2 separate regions of the Homo sapiens genome follow, and region 2 is linked to region 1. Evidence: chromatin loops called from intact Hi-C (ENCODE). Cell type or tissue: ascending aorta. All regions are shown on one strand. Links, peaks and the distances in the headings refer to the core of each region. The heading gives the core; the rest is flanking DNA.

Region 1 (9,570 bases), core at 997-8,996:
CTTAATTTGTTACAGATATATCATACTTTATTCAAAAGCCAGTAATAGAGTGAACTGTGTTAAGTATGTCATATTATTTGTGAAAACTAAAAAAAAACTTGCTAAGTATAGTGACTGTCCATTATGAGAACATTTACTTAATTTAGTTACTTAAAGTAAGCTGTGACACTGTTTCCTGGGATAGCACTTGCTAATCTAGTTCCATGGCTAGTCCTACCTCCTTGGCCTGCTTTTTTTGTTTCATTTTGTTTTTGTGCTTCACTCTCTTTTGTAAAAACATCCTATTATTGGCCCCAATAAAAATTCTTTATGAATAACTATGAACAGTTGTATATGTACTGAAGTAAATACCTGTAAGTTTTACCAAATGAAATTTTTATATTAATGAAATAATTTATAATAGTAACTTTAATGTTGGGACAAAATCCTCTGTTAAAAAATCTGAAATAGGTGTATGCTGTCTCCAGGTTACCAATCAGTTACATTTTAATATTTCCTTGAAAGTTAGTTAGAACTTAAAACATATTTGTGCTATATAAACAACACATAGTGTTTATATTTTTAGATCCATCCTCAAAGATTTATGTAAACTGGCAGCTTCTGGCCTTCTACTTGTAAAACCACAGATATTCTGAAAGCCCTAATTTTTTAGACCAGGGTTTCCAAACTTTTTTGTTGTACGTACCATTAGTAAACAAATTTTGAGCAAATATCCCTGATTATTTGTAAATTATATATATATAGACTGCATTTCTAGTAATATTTGATGTAAATTATGAGACATACACAACAAAAGAAATTCAAATTGAGGAAGGTAGAGAATAAGTGTAAAACAGAAGCTCTAATTATTTTTCGTTTACCCAATGAATATCTTATATGCCCTGGGGTCTGTATGTGCTGCTTGGAGACCATGATTCAAGCTTCTATCTTTCAGGAAGTTACGGCAAAGGCTTTTGACTTTGAGAGAGTGATAATAGTTTGGGGAAAAGATGTTCAATTTTTTTTGTAAGCCAAAGACTGTATTGTGATAGTGGCAAGAAAGAAATTAATGCTCATAAATTGAGCGTTAAGGTTTTGAAATCTGAACTCATGCTTTTCTAACACCACTCTTCGTTCCTGTGACAAACCTTTACAATAGTGTTCTTTGAAAATATTTCCCTATAAAATATTAAAGATTATGTGGAGGGAGAAAAGCAGATGGTATATATGAGTAAGAGCAAATAATTCTGTTTATTTGGAAGAATAGAGTTTACAAAGGGGAAAGATGAGAGAGTAGAAGTGTAGTTTGAGGTCAGGTCATGGATAATTATGAATGTCAGGCTAAGAATTTTGGTTTTTTTTTTAAGAAATGAGAAAAATCTAAAGGATTTTGGGCAGATAAAAGACATCATTGGAACTGACCTTTCAGAAGATGAATCTGATAGAAACCTGTTAGCGAATGTTTAAAAAGTAATCAAATTACTTTGACCCTTTTCTGTAGCCTGTTTTATTTGAATTCATTCCATGTTTTGTTGAATATTTGTTTCTATTCATCAAAAAAGTTTTTTTTCCAGAATATTGCTTCAATTATACTCTTACATGTTGCAAAAAGTTTAGTCAAGTACAGGTCACCTAATATAGGTCACCTAATACAGATGGTTCTTACCATGTTTTGAGTTGTGGGATTTATAATAGATATGGTTCTTGATTTCAAGTGTTTCAAAACACCTATCCTAAGGAGACTTCAGTCACAGTGTGTAGACTATAACTGAAGGCTAACATATAAAACACTGAATAAATAAGAACTGACACTTACTCAGTTTTTGCTATTTGCTACTCTAATGCTTTACGTGATTTAAGTCGCTTATTAAGTAATCCTAACAATATGGATTTAGAAAATGACTTAGCTGCCAAGTGGCAGAGTGAGGATTCAAACTCTGAGCCAGTGTTTTTAATTCTCAGCCACATTTCTCATAGTATGCTACCTTGTGGCCAAAGGAATTTTTAAAAGGGAGAGACCAGTGAATATTTACAGATACTCATTGAAGTCTTTGTGGAGGTAGGGAGAGACTAAGCTGTGTCCTGGTGAAAGGGGAGCTGTGCTTTTCACTTTTGTTGGGACAAATGATTGAGAAAGGATTCCAGCCTGAAGAAACAGTAAGTGCAAAAGCACAGAGATGAGAATTAGTGCATAATTTGAGAATGATTTATGATGAGAGTTTGTTTTGGAAAGTAGTAGGAAATAAAGTTGGGTAAGTAATGATAATACCTCAATTTATGGAACACTTTACTTGTATTAACTGATTTAATCCTCACAATAACCCTTTGAAAAGGATAGTATTATTTCTCCATACAGGGAGCTTTTATGACTTTCCCAGTTTCATGCGGTAATTACAGAGCCAAGAACACAGACATTCTGGAGCTGGAGCCATAACCCCTTGCCACTCAACTCTATTGTCAGAGAACAAAGGCAGCTAAGTAGATTGGGAGGCTAGCCAGAAGTTTAAAATTGATCCTGAGAATAAATTCTTGTGTAGGAGAGTTCTCCTGAAAGTGACATTTTTGGAAAATAAAAGTGGTAGTTGTATGTTGCTTGATCTGGGGAGAGGCTCAAACAATGGTTCTCAGCCATAGTTGTATATTAGATTTACCTAGAGAGGCTCTAAAAAATAAATACTGATGCCCTCAGATACCAGTCCAGACCAACTAAATCAAAATAATTTTGGGTAGCTCTGAGCATTGCTCTTGGAAAAGCTTCTCAGGTCTAACATCCATACTACTGGTCTAGGGAGCCAAAAATCAGCCAAGATCTTTCTGAGGTAATTCAGGTCTGAGATGATGAGTCAGAACTGAGGTCTTGAAAACACCACAAAACTAGAATTTTTTGAGATGGAACAAATCTCGTAAATCTTAATGTCCAGCCTACTTCTGCAATTCCCCAGTGTAAGAGCTTCTAAAAGTCTCTTGAATTAGGGATTATCTGTGCTATAACAAATTAGCGTAGATTGGGTGGCTTGGAAAAAAAAAAAAGCATTTATTTCTCACAGTTCTGGAGTCCGAGAAGCCCAAGATGAAGGTACCAGCAGAGCTGGTAGCTGGTGAAGGCCTGCTTCCTGGTTTGCAGAGGGCTGTCTTCTGGTTGTATCTTCATGTGGCAAAGAACAGAGGGGAAAAAAGCAGGTTCTCCTGATGTGTTTTTTTTTTTTTTTTTTTTTTTCTGAGACGGAGTCGTGCTCTGTCGCAGGCTGGAGTGCAGTGGTACAATCTCGGCTCACTGCAACCTCCGCCTCCGGGGTTCAAGCGATTCCCCTGCCTCAGCCTCCTGAGTAGCTGGGACTACAGGCACGTGCCACCACACCTGGCTAATTTTTTGTATTTTAGTAGACACGGGGTTTCACCATGTTGGCCACGATGGTCTCGATCTCCCGACCTTGTGATCTGCCTGCCTCGGCTTCCCAAAGTGCTGGGATTACAGGTGTGAGCCACTGCGCCCAGCCCTCCTGATGTTTTCTTATATGAACACTAGCACATCATAAGGGGTTATCATCTGATGACCTCCCAACACCCCCTCCTTAATACCATCACATTGGGGTTTAGGATTTCAACATATAAACTTGGCGGGGACACCGACATGAGGTTCATAGCAAGGAGGCTTTCAGTTTATCATCAAGGAAAATCCAAACTGCAGTCAAACCACAGTCCTCAATTATAACATTTCTATGTTATATTGGACTATTAAATGTGGAAAACATTTCTGTATGTCTGTTATTTATATTACTGGTTAAATGATGAGCATTTGGGTTCAGTTAAAATTTAATTTCATAGGATATGAAACATCCAACTTGCTGATTGTGATATGACAAGTAATTCCAAAAGTTATTTTGGAGAAATAAAAATGTAAGGAAATATGTTTTGTAGCATCCATATTTTTAATTAATGTGTTTTACATATTAATGATGTGGCTTGAGTTTTGGAAGTATTTTACCTATATTCTTAGTTCAGTTTAGCTTTTGTTGTCTCTTTTCTTCCAATAGAGGGCACTCTGATTCAGTAATTTCAAATACAAAACCAGCCATCTTATGTAAGAACTTTTATTTTTGAATCGGAGATTTTTGTTTCTATTAAAATATTAGCTATAATATGGTAGTTTGAACACTTTTACTAATATAAGTTAAAAATTAAATTCTTATTATGATTGAATGTATTCAATTGGAGGTTTTGCATGTAATATAAAGGCTAGCTCAAGTTAAAATTGCATTTTGTCTTGCATACATTTTAATTCAAAAGTCAGTCTGTTTTATATACTCTTATAATATGCATCTGAAACCATTTTCTAAGTTGAATTAGGACATTATATAATCTAGAATGTAAATTTTGAAGAAATATAAATATCCTAACATTCTTTACCAACTCATGAAATTTAGGTTTTCGAAAGAATGTGAAATCATCTGAAAAAATTTTCTATTCTCTTTATGTTTTCCCAAGCCTTATATTCATGTTTTTTCCTCCATGTGTATAAACAATCTATACAATTCTTAAATGTGAACACAGCATGCCATAGAGAAATTTGATGATAAAGATCATTAGAGCAGATTTCAGAATCCAGGTACCAGGAAAAGTTTTTTTGTTTTTTTTTTAAACATTTGTAATAGAACATTACCTCATCAGCGTATGTCTTTAAGAAGTAAATAAGAAGCTTAAGGGATGAAACGTGTTATGTATTTTTTTCTCTTGACACAAGCAGCATCTAAAGCTTTTGGTTTGAAAGGGGTTGCATTGGCAGGTTTTGTGCAATTTTGTTCAGCAACTATGCCTCTTTTCTGTTATTTTACTTTCTTTTCCAATGCAAAATATTTAATTACATGTCAGCCTTCTGAAGTGTGAGGTATTTTATTTTAGTATTTTAAGATTTCAAGATTTACCTTGAAGGATTTTCAGTTTTTTTTAATGCCAAGCTATTCTTGAGAATACTCTCTGGGAGTGAGGTCCCTACTTTTGGAAAATATACTTAATTTAGTTCTAAAATTCATCAAGTTTTAAAGATCAGTAGAGTCAGATTAGATTGCCTAAAAACCAAATGGTGTTTCTGAAACAAAGTTTACCTTCAAACACATTCTAACCCAATTTCTAGAGCTTATTATCAGGAATGCATCAATTTCAGAATTTGGAGAGAGCTTCGTGGCTATCTTACCCAATTTCCATCAGATTTAGAGAATCTTGGGAGGCAAATTTTTTGAAATGTAAATAGAGGCTTATTATAGGAACATAACTGATTCTTTAGCATGTATAATTTTTTATAGTGGTGCTAAATCTTAAGCAGTGGTATACAATGTTCAAAAGAACATTCTAACCTGAACAATCTATTTCTTATGTAGTTGAACAGACCTTTTGGATGTGGTGACTCAAGGTGATTCAACTAAGGTTGGAAATCTCCTAACAGGTTTTGCAAGAATTAGGGAATGTAGAACTAGGATCATGTTGACCTGCATTTATATATTGAAAACAATACCATTAACCACACGTATGTACTGTAGGTACATTAATGGAAAAATCCAGAATCAGAAGGGTAAGTTTTTGTTCCTACCCTCACCTCAGGAAGAACTTTTTGTAACCTTAGGGAATCTAGGAAGTCCTTGAGAAAATGGCTAGTAGAATAAAAGAGTCATTTTTCTGAACTTCTAGCACACTTGCTTTTTACCATTCTTGATACATCTCTTTCTGCCTTGCCTTGTAGGTGTATATGTTTTGCATTACTTCTTATATACCCCTTTGACAGTAGGTTCATTATTAGATTGATCTCTGTAGTCACATCCTGCCTCACACGGTGCCTTGAATGTAGTGGTCTCTCAGTGAAAGTTCATTGACTGAATAAATGCATAAAAAGGCAAAGACTGCATATAAAAGTGTATATGTTCTTGCAAATGAACCATTATCATTGCAAAATGCATTTAATTATTTGGAGATGAATTCCAGAGACCAAAGTGGAGGTTTTTCCCAGCAATCATGATGGGAATCTCAACCATCTTTCTTAGGGAGATAACTTAGTCTAGCAGTTAAGAGCATGAGATTGTGAGTCCTACAGATTTGGTTGTACAACTCTGTTCTGCAATTTACTAGCAGGGTGACCTTTGGAAGTTGCTTGATATTTCCAAGCCTTAGTTTCTGCATCGGTTAAAAAAATTTTACTCTGGCTTTCTGTCAGCCATAGAAAAGAGCTATTTTGTTCTCTTTTATGTTGCTGAAGAGATCTTGATTTTTATGTTTCACAGACTTTGTCCAATTTTGTCCAGACGTTCTAAATAGTCACAAAATGTCAACGTAGAGGGGATTTCTCTAGTGAAAGTGAAATATTTTGTTCTTGGATTGGTCTGAGTCAATATTTTACTTGGAAAAAGCCATATGTATTCTAATCAGCTTTGTAGAAGTTAGGGAGGAATAGCAAATATGACAAATAATTGAACTTATATGAAAAATTATCTCAATAGGCTGAAATCTTGGCTCAAGGTAAAAACATAGAATTCAGTGGGAGTTAGTATAAAATCTTATATTTAGATTCCTTAAAAATCAATGGTATAAATACAAGGTGGGGGAGATTTAATGTCAGAGAGTAGTTCACACAAAAGTTTTAGGGTATATAGATGACTACAACTGCTACGTGAACCAGCAGTGAGATGTAGCTACTAAAAAAATCAGTAAACAGTGACCAAACTATAATATCTCAAAATAATTGTAACACTAGAAGCTAGCATTTATTAAGTACTAAATTTTCACTACATGCTAGGCATTGTGTAAACATGTTAAAAATCATTATCTCCTTTATTCCTGACAACAATCCCATGAGGTAGGTTTTATTATCCTCAACGTGGGAATCAGGAGTAAAGTCAGTTGCCCAAAAGGTAAATCTTGGATCTGAATGTATGTCCAATGTCTTACAAGTAGATCATTCTGTCTTTCATTACTGTCTTCCAGATTGACCTCTCACCTTTTCATCATTCCTGCCAGTTTGTGGGTTCAGACCATCATTTCCCCTCACCTGAGTTATTTCAAGAGCCTCCTACCCTGTCCACCCACTTCTAGTCTCTCCTCTTCATCTGCTCATATTTATTCTGAGCAATGCTGCCAAGTCAGTATGCCTTAAGTGCCATTCTGGTCATGTCATTTTCCTACTCAAAACTAGCCCTGGTCCTCACTGCAAATGTTAAATAGAAACGTTTAACTCAGGCATTCAAGACCCTTCATTTCTAGCTTCATCATATTTTTCCAGCTTTATCTGCTAGTAATGTCTTAGATAAATATATTTTAGTAAAATGGATTATTCTTGGCCAGGCACGGTGGTGCATGCCTGTAATCTCAGCACTTTGGGAGGCTGAGACTGGAGGATCACCTGAGGTCGGGAGTTAGAGACCAGCCTGGCCAACATGGTGAAACTCCATCTTTACTAAAAATACAAAAACTAGCTGGGCCTGGTGGTGTGCACCTGTCATCCCAGCTACTCAGGAGGCTGAGGCAGGAGAATCACTTGAACCCGGGAGGTGGAGGTTGCAGTGAGCCAAGATAGCTCCACTGCACTCCAGCCTGGATGACAAGAGTGAAACTCTGTCTCTAAATAAATAAATAAAATGGATTACTCTCAAACACGTCTGTCTTTCTTATTGTCCACGTTCATGTTTTGTCTATATATATTATCCCTACCATCTCTACTTATTGAAAACTATTTTTGATCCTTCTATTTAGATCTAACTATTTGCATCATTATGCTGCTTTGTATTAATTATGCATGAATCATCTTTTTTGACTTTGCCTATAAGCTCCTTGAAGACAGGGAAAATATTAATCTGTGTGTGTGCATGTATTTGTCCTTAGCATAGTTCCTCACTCACATGCTTAGCAAACATTTATTGAATTGATAGAACAGGTCATGGGCATAAAAACATCTGTTTGATAACCTGTATTTCGGTGTAGGCATATGAGAAAAATTCTAACATGGAATATTTATGATCTGAGAAGAACTTCCCCTGTTGGGTGATTTTTCAAATAATGAATACCTCGCCAGTTTCTTTGAGGATGAAATAAAATACCCCTGTAAACTATATTATTGACTTCACAATATATCGCTAGGATCTTAAGTCAAATTATATTTTTCTTAGGTAATAGTACATCACTCTCACTGATGAGAAGGATATCCTGTATTACAAATACCATGTTTAATTCCTGATAACATATACGAAGGAAGTATATAGTATATGAATATAGGAAATATGTCTGATTACATTATTAATTTTTGAATTCCTAAATATTTATGTGATAAACATTTTTGAATTAATCCTTGTTATTCTTTCTGTATTATTGAGATGGGGCTATTTTGTTTTTTTTTTTCCAGCTTTTATTTTAGGTTCAGTGAGGTACATATGCAGGTTTGTTACATGGGTAAACTGTGTGTCACTGGGATTTGGTGTACAAATGATTTATTCTCCCAGGTAATGAGCATAGTACCCAATATGTAGCTTTTTGATCCTTACTCTCCTCCCGTGCTACACCCGCAAGTAAGCCCCATTGTCTGTAGTTCCCCTCTTTGTGTCCATGTGTGTTTCCATGTGTATTCAGTGTTTAACTCACACTTACGAGTAAGAACAAGTGGTATTTGGTTATCTGTTCCTGTGTTAATTTGCTTAGGATAATGGCCTCCACCTGCATCCATGTTGCTGCAAAGGACACAGTTTTATTCTTTTTTATGGCTGCATAGTATCCCATGGTGTATATGTGCCACGTTTTCTTTATCTAGTCCACCGTTGATGGATATCTAGATTGATTCCATGTCTTTGCTGTTGTGAAAAGTGCTGCAATGAGCATACGTGGATGTGTCTTAATGGTAGAATGATTTGTGTTCCTGTGGTCATACACCCAGTAATGGGATTGCTGGGTCAAATGGTAGTTCTGTTTTAAGTTCATTGAGAAGTCTCCAAACTATTTCTATAGTAGCTGAATTAACTGACATTCCCACAAATAGTGTTTAAGCGATCCCTTTTCTACACAACCTCACCAACATCTGTTTTTTTTTTAACTTTTTAATAATAGTCATTGTGACAGGTGTGAGATTGCATTCAATGGTTTTGATTTGCACTTCTCTAATGATTAGTAATGTTGAGGATTTTTTTCACATACTTATTAACTGCATGTATATCTTCTTTTCATGTCCTTTACCCATTTTTTAATGGGGTTGTTTTTTGCTTGTTGACTTTTTAAGTTCCTTATAGATTCTGGATATTAGACCTTTGTCAGATGCATGGATTGTGAATATTTTCTACCATTCTGTAAGTTGTCTGTTTACTGTGTTTATAGTTTCTTTTTCTGTGCAGAAGGTTTTAAGTCAATTTTTGTTTTTGTTGCAATTGCTCTTGAAGTCTTTATCATGAAATCTTTGCCCAGACCTATGTCCAGAATGGTGTTTTCTAGGTTTCATTCTAAGATTCTTAGAGTTTGAGGTCTTACATCTAAATCTTTAATCTATCTTTTCTTAATTGTTGTGTATGATGAAAGGTAAGGGTCCAGTTTCATTCTGCGTATGGCTAGCCAGGTATCCCAGCACTATTT
Region 2 (9,426 bases), core at 1,427-9,426, 380 kb after region 1:
CTCAGTTGGATAGGAATATTACCTTTTCCCCTTTATTATTTTAATTAAAAGCAATAGAAATTTAGGTCTAGTCCCAAAGCCCTGGCGCCTTTTCTCCACTCTGAAACTGACCACCAGAAGCAGAGGATCAGAACAAACACATTTTGCTGCTGCCAGGAGTTCAGTGGCATCATCCAAAATGTGTGGAGAAATTGTAATCATCAGGATATTTTCAGGTCTGACCTTTAAACAGAACTGAAATCTAACCTTTTAACAGTTGAAATGGTTTCCAATACCATGTTACAGTGGTTTTCTAAGATAATATATCACCTCCACATTACATAAACAATTTTAGGATAGACTGATATTTAGTAATAATGTGAAAGCACAATTTGCTTTGCTTTACATTAAAAAGGAAAACTTGTAAGGAAGGCATTTGTACTTGCAAAAGTAGCATTTTATTAGCTTACACATATTTAATTTGTTATGCTTTACAGACATTGCCACTGGGTATATAAAGAGAATGAGTTGAAGAGTCAGTTCCATCACTGATTTGCTAGATATTTTCCATCAAAACCTTTAACTTTTCTGACATTTAATTTGCTCCTCTGAAAGTGGAAATAATATCTACTCTTTAGGTATTTGTAGTAATAAATGAGTTTATGTTAATACATTTTGTAAACCTTGGCAACTAATATTATTCTTTAATATTATCACAGTTATTGCTTAATATTATTTTTGTTTTTAATACTATTATTTGAAATCTGTAGTAGCTTTAAGATAGGGGGGCCTGTTGTAAGTCTGTACAAGGTATGCCAAGGTAGCTGACCAAGCTTATGCCGAGATAGCTGACCTTTTCTTGACTTAGAAGTATAATTTAAATTTACTGATTAATCTACATTTCATTTTATAAATGATTGCATACACAAAAAATTAATCTTGACCAAAATGGCATTTAACAGAACAAAGACTAATACATCTTCAAAAATAAATCGTATGCTGCAAAACACTTTTAAGTGAACCAATGAATTTATTATAACAGAGGGCCATTTAAAAAGTAGCTTGAATTGTGATTAAAGCTTCAACTTGTGAATCATCAAAAAAGGTTGTTAGAATTAAAAAGCTTTGGTGTTATACAGTCTGGGGAATGATATAAATAGGTTCACATTTAACTAGAAAGTTCACTCTAGTATTAATATGTAGTAGATTTGAGATGAAATGACATTGGAGAAGGGGAGAAATAGTTTCATAGCAAAGGGAAAATGTAAATTGGTTTAAGAGATACAAGGAAAGAGTAATTAACAGGTCATGGTAATTGGATGTGCAAAGATGAGGGGAAATATTTCAAGGAGGGCTCTAAAGTTTCTAGCTTAAGCTGATGAGTGAAAGGTGGATGCTCTTCCTTGAAATGTAGAATATTTGTAGGTAAGAAGAGAGGGTGAGGGATAGATTATGTAAGGCCCTAATAAGCCATTTCAGGACTTTGGCTTTAACCCAGAGTGATTTTTCTTAGAGCCTATTCAGTTCTTTCAGAAGAAAAGTCACATGATCTAACTTCTATTTTATGAGGATTAATCTGGCTATAATGTCGATCATGGATGGGGAGAGGGAACAAGGGTGGATGCAGGAAAGCCAGTTAGAAGGCAATTGTAGCATTGCAGTAAGAGAGGGAAAGCAGCTAAGATCACAGGTGAATCAGCAGAGTTAGAGAGAAATGGAGAGATGTTGGACATATTTTTAAGGCAGATCCAATGGAATTTCATGGTGGAGTGGACATGGTATATGAGAAAATGAGAAGAATTAAGGATGACTCCAAGACCTTTCTCCTTAACAACTGTAAGAATGAATTTCCTATCGTTTGACACACAAGAGATTTGGGGAAGAGAAGGTTTGGTAAACAGTGAGAAATACCAGGAGTTAATTTTGAGATGCCTACTGAATATCTGAATAGATGTGTCAAGTAGGCAGCAGAAGGTCCAGTCTGCAGGTATAGATGTGAACGTCGTCATTATACAGATGATATGCAGCGTGTGTAGAGGAAGAAGACCAATAACTGAGCTTGAGGAAGGATGGAATGAAAGGCAGCACCAGCAAGGGAAGCTGATAAGGAGCAACCTGTGAGATAGAAGGAAATCTTTTGGTGAGTGTCTTGTTCTGAAGTCAGGTGAAGAAAGTTATTAAGAAGGAAAGAGGGATCAACTCTGTCAAATATAGCTGATAAGTTAAGTAGGATGAGGACTAAGTTAGAATAGGTTCATGGATTTAACAATATTGGGGGTGGGGGGGTCACTGCTGACCTTGACAAGAGCAATTTGGTTGGAAATGATAGAGCCTCATGTGGTGGTTTTAAGGGAGAAAGGGAGGAGAGGACTTAGAGTAATGATAGACTACCCTTGAAGGAATTTCTTCACAGGGGAATTTTTAAGTTACGATGGAGGAGAAAGAGGGGATGATGAATTCTATTATTAACCAAGTGGAGAGACTGGTTTTGGACAGGAGCATGAACAGATGTTTTGGTTGTGGGTGCAAATACTGGCAGGAGATCCATGTGGTGGGAATCTGGGGAAGATCTGTTCTGATAGTTTTCAGTTTTTCTACAAAGTAGAGAGCAGCAGCTTCAATTGAAACCAAAGACAGAGAAGGAAATGTAGAGTTTGAGGAAAGAGAGAACAGTGTGAAATAGTTGTTTAGAAGAAACAGTGAGTGGACAAAGGAGGTATATGATGTGATCACCTGGCAGCATTAAAGGCCTATTTAAAGTCTGTGTTCATGCATTTAGAATTAGACTATCCAATGTGGTTCTGTGTTTTTCTCCAGCCTATGTCAGCTGGAGGATGCAGGTGCAGAGTATTTGGAGAGTTGAATTTTACATAGGTTGTGGTTTTGCTAAATTGGTATATTGAAGTGATTGAAGAGCAAGGAAATATAAATGCAAGGGAGTGTAATATTTAACCATAGACTTCAAGATGAAGAGGGAAGTGAAAGAGAACAAGGAGATAATTAACACTGAAAAATCAATAAGATCTTAGGACTGGAGATTCCAGTGGGGTCAAAGTATTGCTGGAGTCAAGGTATTAAAGAAGAGGGTTGGAATAATTGTTGGATTCAAAGAATGGGATGCACAAGGAACTAGGAATGATTATAATTATCAGCAATTGTCTTAAGACCATGGGACTGAGCAGCTGAGTTAGCCTCTCCTCCATCAACATATTCTTAAATACTGCAATTAAATCAGTACAACAATTTCCTGGAAGAAATGTTTGATACTTCTAAAGACATAACATTCACTGCGTTCATAATATTTAATCTTTCCATTTGTTTAACACATTGTAATATAGATCACCTTTATCTGAGTTCACTTCTTCTATACTTTGTCCCACTCTTCCTTGAGGTGCCAAGGCTCCTCATGTCATTCCCTGGCTGCCAAAGTCTCCCTAAGAGAGGTGTTTCATTCAAGGCCACTTCCCTAAGGGGCTCTCTCTGCACATGGCCACTATGTGTCTCATTCTCATGTGAAACCTTTGAATGACCTGAGAACCCATCTGCTAAGATATTTCAATCTCTTGGGTCCCCTTAATGGTTGCCAGTGTGTTCTTCTTTCCTCGGGTAACAGTTTTTTTTAAATAGAGGTGGTGAGGAGTGGTAGAATTCTGGATCTATGTTAAAGGTAGATCTATCTGTCTATCTATCTATCTATCTATCTATCTATCTATCATCTGTCTATCGATTGATCTATCAATCTATCTACATATATATTTGGATGAATTGGAGGTAGGATATAAGAAAATAAAAGGGACCAAAGTTGTAATTCAAAGATATTTGGTGTTTTGACCTTTGGAAAGATGGAGCTGATATTAGTGGAGATGGGGAAATCTCAGTTTTGAACATTTTAATTTGAAAATCTGTTGGATATTCAAGTAGATATGTAGAGTAGATAGTTGAGATAATGATTTTTTTTCAGTGAGGGAGGGTAGGGTGGGAGGAAGCCATGTGATAATTTTATGCTTATCAGAAGTAAAGAGTATCCGTTTTAAAAGACCGAAAAATAGCATCTCAGCCTATTGTGAGTGAATTTATGAGTTCTGAACTCTGGATAGTTGTGTTGTGAATTGCTGGGGGAAAAGAAGCTGAGCATCGCCAGTGATAACAGGTGTTCTCTATCTTTATAGAAAGCTGTGTCCAAAAAGTTGTTTCCACATGAAGAATTTTGTGCATTAGCACTTTCTCAAGGGCACCTGCTAAGCAAGTCAACTACCTTGGGTAACTAATTATCTTCAGTTTTGCTAGTAGTTTCAAACCATCACCTCCTGCAGGAGAAAACTGATGGGAGGAGAAAACCCAAAAGGAGTAAAGTGGAAAAGTGCTTCTTTCCAAGTGGGAGAAATAACAAAAACAAAAGCCTGTAAGTGCTTAGCAGCATAGGACGCTTTTCTGCAAAGGAGAGAAAACACTAGAGGAGAACTAAAATTAGAATGGAGAGGGTGGCATAGGCCTCTCACACTGATCAGGGATTGCCAGAAAGGCAAATGAAGGCCTGTGTTTTAATTAGCTCACATGGCCTGGAAATAGACCTCCTGAAGCTGAGACATCATTATTACAGCAGCCACTGGACACAGGCAGCTGAGGGAGGCTTTGGCCTCCAGCCGACAGGAAGGCCAGGAACAGGCTGCTGAGATGACCTCTCAACTCCAAGCTAAGATTCGGGGCAAGCTGATATGGAGAAAGTAAAGGGTTAGAGAGGATGATGCGAGATTACATCTTTGGGACCTGTTTTCCTAAAAATATATACATTAAATATATTAGCTGAGTTATTGGTTGGTAAGTTCAGTACTTTCAATAGACCAGGATTTTAGGTACCCTAGAGGCAAGTATTTTTATATCAAATGCTGCATATAGATGTAATGGTAAATTATATTCTTGTCACTTCTTGATAAATCATGAAATGTGTCTCCTGTACTTTTTCCTGTTTTCCTGTGGTGTCACATGATGACTTTCACCCAGTGCCTTTGTGACAAATTGCACATCAGGTAGAAGGCAAGGTACAGGTTACGAGATGCTTGATGAAGAAAAGTTGATTGCTTTTCAGCACTTAAAATTATGAAAATATATAGTTAGATAATGGGGTGATGTTAGTTAGCTAGTGCATGGGACTTGCTACTCCAAATGAAATTAGTTGATATAATACTATTGGCTTACCTAAGCAATATTAAATAAATATGTTTACTCAGGGTGTGCCATGAGAAAGTGCTGTGAGAGTATCTCAAGGGGGTGACTGATCTCATGCCAACAATGAGTGGGGCTCTGAAAGACAAAGAAGAATTAAGTAGGCCAAGGTGGGGAAGGAAGATTATTCTTTAAAGAAGGAATAGCATATTTAAAAAAATCCCTGTGGTAGAAATTAACATGAAACTGCAGGTCAGAGAGAAAGGAGAGAAATGACAGCAGTTGAAGCTGCAAAGCGAGTAAAAGCCCAATCAAACCCTTGTAGCTACCTTCAGGATTTTGGTATTTATCCTAAGAGCAATGAGAAGTCATTGATAGGTGTTTTAAACGAAGAGAGATGATCTGATTTGCATTTTACTGTCCGGTGGCTCTTATTTTCTCTGTGAACCAAGAGCAAGGCTGTCTTTGGAGAGTAACAAAAGAGGGCAAAGATGAGATATTTGAGGAGGATGGAGAAAGTTTGAATTAGCTTTTTGTTCAAACTCCTAACGAATGAATGGCTGGTACATGGGGCCGGAGAGACACACAGGAAAAGGGATAATAGGGAGTGGGCATCCCTTCCAGTATACCTGTGGCCTGCAGGTGGCATATTTAGGTCAAGACCATTCTGGCCAGAGCCTGGAGCTCTTTCTGGCTGGTCACCTCAGCTCGCCTCGCACTGGCAAAGTGGTCCCTCTGAGTCTCTGCCAGGTCGGCCATCTGTCTTTCCTAGCCTCTGCAGCGGTCACCTCTCCCCTTGCCAAGCTGGCCCCAGGGCAGTCCAGTTGGCTTTCAGACCAGCTGCCTGCTGAGGCCCCCTTCTGGAGGCTCCAGGTACCTCTGGGTCTCATTCGTAATTTAGGAATATCAGTGGGACTCAGAAAGATTTATCCCCAAAATCTTGCTAGTCCTTACCACAGGGAACTATCAAGTTTAATGGGATGTGGCCCTGCCCAGAATCTAGATGGGATTGGGAACCCAGAGCTCTCTTTTCTTATGTTTGCCCAATACCTATTTATTATGCTACATTCTCTCGAGGCCAGTGCCCAGAAAGGAAAGTTCCAGACACAAATGTAGAACTATTTCCCTATCCTCCCCATCTCATTCAGCCTTTTCCGTTTTGAAATTCTCCAGAAGCTGGTATGTCCTTTCTCTTCTGGGATGGGCTTCTCATTTGTCTATACAATAGATCTTCATACGTCATTCTGATTGGTCTAAAGCAGGACTCTGATTTTTAAGTCTATTGACTTGCTAACCCACCTTTTCTTCCGTGAGGGCATTAGGTACCCTGTCCAGCCCTGGAAGAGGAGCAGTTTCCAGTGAAACACAATTTGAAGATGGAAATATATCAAGTTCTTCTTTAAAAAATACTATCCCTATTACATTAAGCCAGTGCCATTAACTGCAAACTACATAAACACAACATATGCTTAATTAATGTAGCTTCATAAATGCTTAATACATGTGGGTATTATTACTTTTTTATTGCTGTTATTACTAAAGATCTAGGCAACAAGCAGAGCCTGAAATTTTAGAATTCTGTACAAATTGCAGAGCACCCGGGTGCTATGAGTCCAGCCAGGCACCAGAGTCTTAAATTCACAAAATTGCTTGGAACAAGCAGGTCAACCTGCTGATGAGCAGAGCTGAAAATTCCATCTGCTCTGTGCCCCAGTTTTATGTATCCTGGGGTGGGAAGGTGTGTCACTGCTGGGGACAGCCAGAGTCCTACAAGCGCTAATCCTTCCAAAATTACAGCAGAGGCAAGGGCGCAGTAGTTTCAGAGAGATTTTGTGTTGAAAATCTGTTTTTTTTTAAATCAATTTTTTATTAACTCAATTTTCTCTTGCTTTAACTTCTATTAATGCACGTGAAAATATAACAGATTTGTTACCTGAAATTTTCTTTGAAATTCAAATTTATTGCTGTATATATCTTCTCTCTAATTATCTTGTCATTTTTAGTTTACTTAGTAGTTTTTCTCTCCTGACTTTCTCAACCAGGATGTTTATATCTCTTGAAAAATCTCCCTGCGTATTAGTTATATTTGTGTGATATATGTGTGATCATTAAAGTTAAAAATAAAGCTGTGAGAGAAAAGCTTACGGTAATTGAAAAATTAAAACAAAAGGAGGAAAAGAGTCTTTTGGTATTCCCAGGTTGGTGCTATGGAGAAAATCCCCTCCTTCCCCCTAGTTGAAAACAGTTTTCAAACTACAAGTCCTTTTTCTCTATTCAGATCTTCTATCTGTACAGTCTTCTTTGGGGAGAACATCTTCCCCTCTTGCTCTCTGCACTTGTCTATGTTGGGTGGGTGCCTCATGTGTTTACCTGGGGCCAGGCCCTTCAAACGCAGGCTTCACTTTTAGGTGTCATGCCACAGTGAGCCAGCCTGTAACAGAACTTGTTCCAGACATTCTCCCCAGTTACTTCTACCTACTGGATAGACTGATTGTTCCTTGCCTCTCCTAGACTCTAGTGACCTCAACTCTTCAAATCTGTCATTGGCAGGATTCTAAGAAGGCTGTGATCCTGCTCCCTGTCTCCAGGCCTTTGTGTGAGGTCCTTCTTTTGAGTGTGTGTGAGGCCCATAACTTGCTACTAGCCAATGGCAAAGGTGATAGGATATAACTCCCAGATGTTTTAGGGCAAAGGTGAATGGATTGTGCAGATGTAATTAAGGTCTCCAATCACTGGTTTTAAGTTAATCAAAAGAGAGATGAACTGATAATAAGCTGATTCCTTAAATTTCGGGCATAGAAGTTAGCAACTTGATGCAGCTGAATTTCTCTCTCTTTGTTGCTAGCTTTGGAGAATAAACCACATGAGCTCTGCAGCTGCAAGGAAGCAAATTGGGCCAACAGTCTGTGAGCTTAGAAAAGGACCCTGGCCCTCAGATGAGAGCTGGAGCCCTGGCCAATATCTAAATGAGACCCTGAGCAGAGGGCCCAGTTAAGCCACCCAGACTCCTGACTCTTGTAAACTGTGAGATAATAAATGCATGCTCTTGTAAGCCACTAAGTTCGTTGTGCCATATTATGGAGAGGCAGAAAACAAACATATCCCATGCTCCTCTGATTTTGGAAAGAGAGTGTCTGTCCCTCTCTCCATCTGCTCTGGCCTCAAGGTGCCTCTCCCATCAATACCAGTCCCTTGATCTTTTTGAGATTACACAATAAAGAGGGAAGGATTTTAAAACTGTCACCTTTGCCCCACATCCCCAAGCTCAACTTAACCACTTATGCAATTTTCTATCCTATCATTCCCAAAATACCAATTTTTACTTTAATAGGTACTAAATTATAAAGCTAAAGCTCTGATAATGAAATCTTAAGACATAAGACAGAGGGTGGGAGACTATATTAGGGATCATCCAGACCTAAATAAACTATTGATGTCTCTCATTTAGGCTTCCCACCTCCAGGACTTGACAGTCTCTTAAAGCTAACAGAGTTCTTTTTTTATTTTTATTTTTTTAAAAAGGATATCTGATCATGCCATTCCGCTGTTTAAGAACATCTTATGCTTTGTCCCTGCTTAATAACTTTTATATAAGAATATCCAAATGTCTTAGCATGCTCAACACAGTCCTTGATAATTTGGATATAACTTCCTGTTCACCTCTATCCAAATATATCATGGACTTCTAAGTATGTTGTTCTTAGAGTTCATGGCTCCTTGTTTTAAGTACTTTTTCATCATCTTGGAATGCCTTGGCATCTAATCTACTTGGTAAATTACAATTCTTACATGAACTGTGGCTAAAGACAACTCTTTTAGTTCATTCGGGCTGTTATAACAAAATACCGTAAACTGGGTAACTTACAAACCACAGAAATTAACTTTCCTGAGTTCCAGAAGCTGGGGAGGCCACACCGAGGCACCAGCAGATTTGGTTCTGGTGAGAGCCCACTTTCTGGTTCATAGACGGAGCATTTTCTCTGTGTTCTCACACAGTGGACAGGGCAAAGGAGCTCCCTTGGGCTTCTTCTTCTTCTTCTTCTTTTTTTTTTGAGACAGAGTCTCACTCTGTCGCCCAGGCCGGAGTGGCCGCAATCTCCGCCTCCGGGGTTCAAGCAACAACCCTGCCTCAGCCTCCCGAGTAGCTGGGACTACAGGCACGCACCACCACACTTGGCTAATTTTTTGTATTTTAGTAAAGATGGGCTTTCACCATGTTGGCCAGGATGGTCTCCATCTCCTGACCTTGTGATCCACCCACCTCGGCCTCCCAAAGTGCTGGGA

What was found. A loop is a pair of places that touch in the nucleus more often than their neighbours do. Peaks named below come from ENCODE experiments on the same cell type or tissue, not always from the same donor. Only the 100,000 strongest peaks of a DNase experiment are listed, where the experiment ranks them.
Region 2: it touches region 1 in a loop (4-fold over the local background); 16 of 110 quality-filtered maps call a loop at or near these places.

The regions. Positions count from the first base shown.
Region 1 is chr12:99,762,452-99,772,021 of GRCh38, reverse strand. The region is part of intron 8 of ANKS1B (ankyrin repeat and sterile alpha motif domain containing 1B); the gene reads left to right. Among named protein-coding and RNA genes, the nearest start is that of GARIN6, 120 kb to the right of the region's middle. In ascending aorta, for the core only: a CTCF peak has its summit at 4,003 (motif pointing right); no DNase peak of the experiment used is centred there; H3K4me3 peaks cover 446 bases; H3K27ac peaks cover 2,602 bases.
Region 2 is chr12:99,387,364-99,396,789 of GRCh38, reverse strand. All of the region lies in intron 12 of ANKS1B (ankyrin repeat and sterile alpha motif domain containing 1B), which reads left to right. Among named protein-coding and RNA genes, the nearest start is that of GARIN6, 260 kb to the left of the region's middle. In ascending aorta, for the core only: a CTCF peak has its summit at 5,994 (motif pointing left); no DNase peak of the experiment used is centred there; H3K27ac peaks cover 1,261 bases.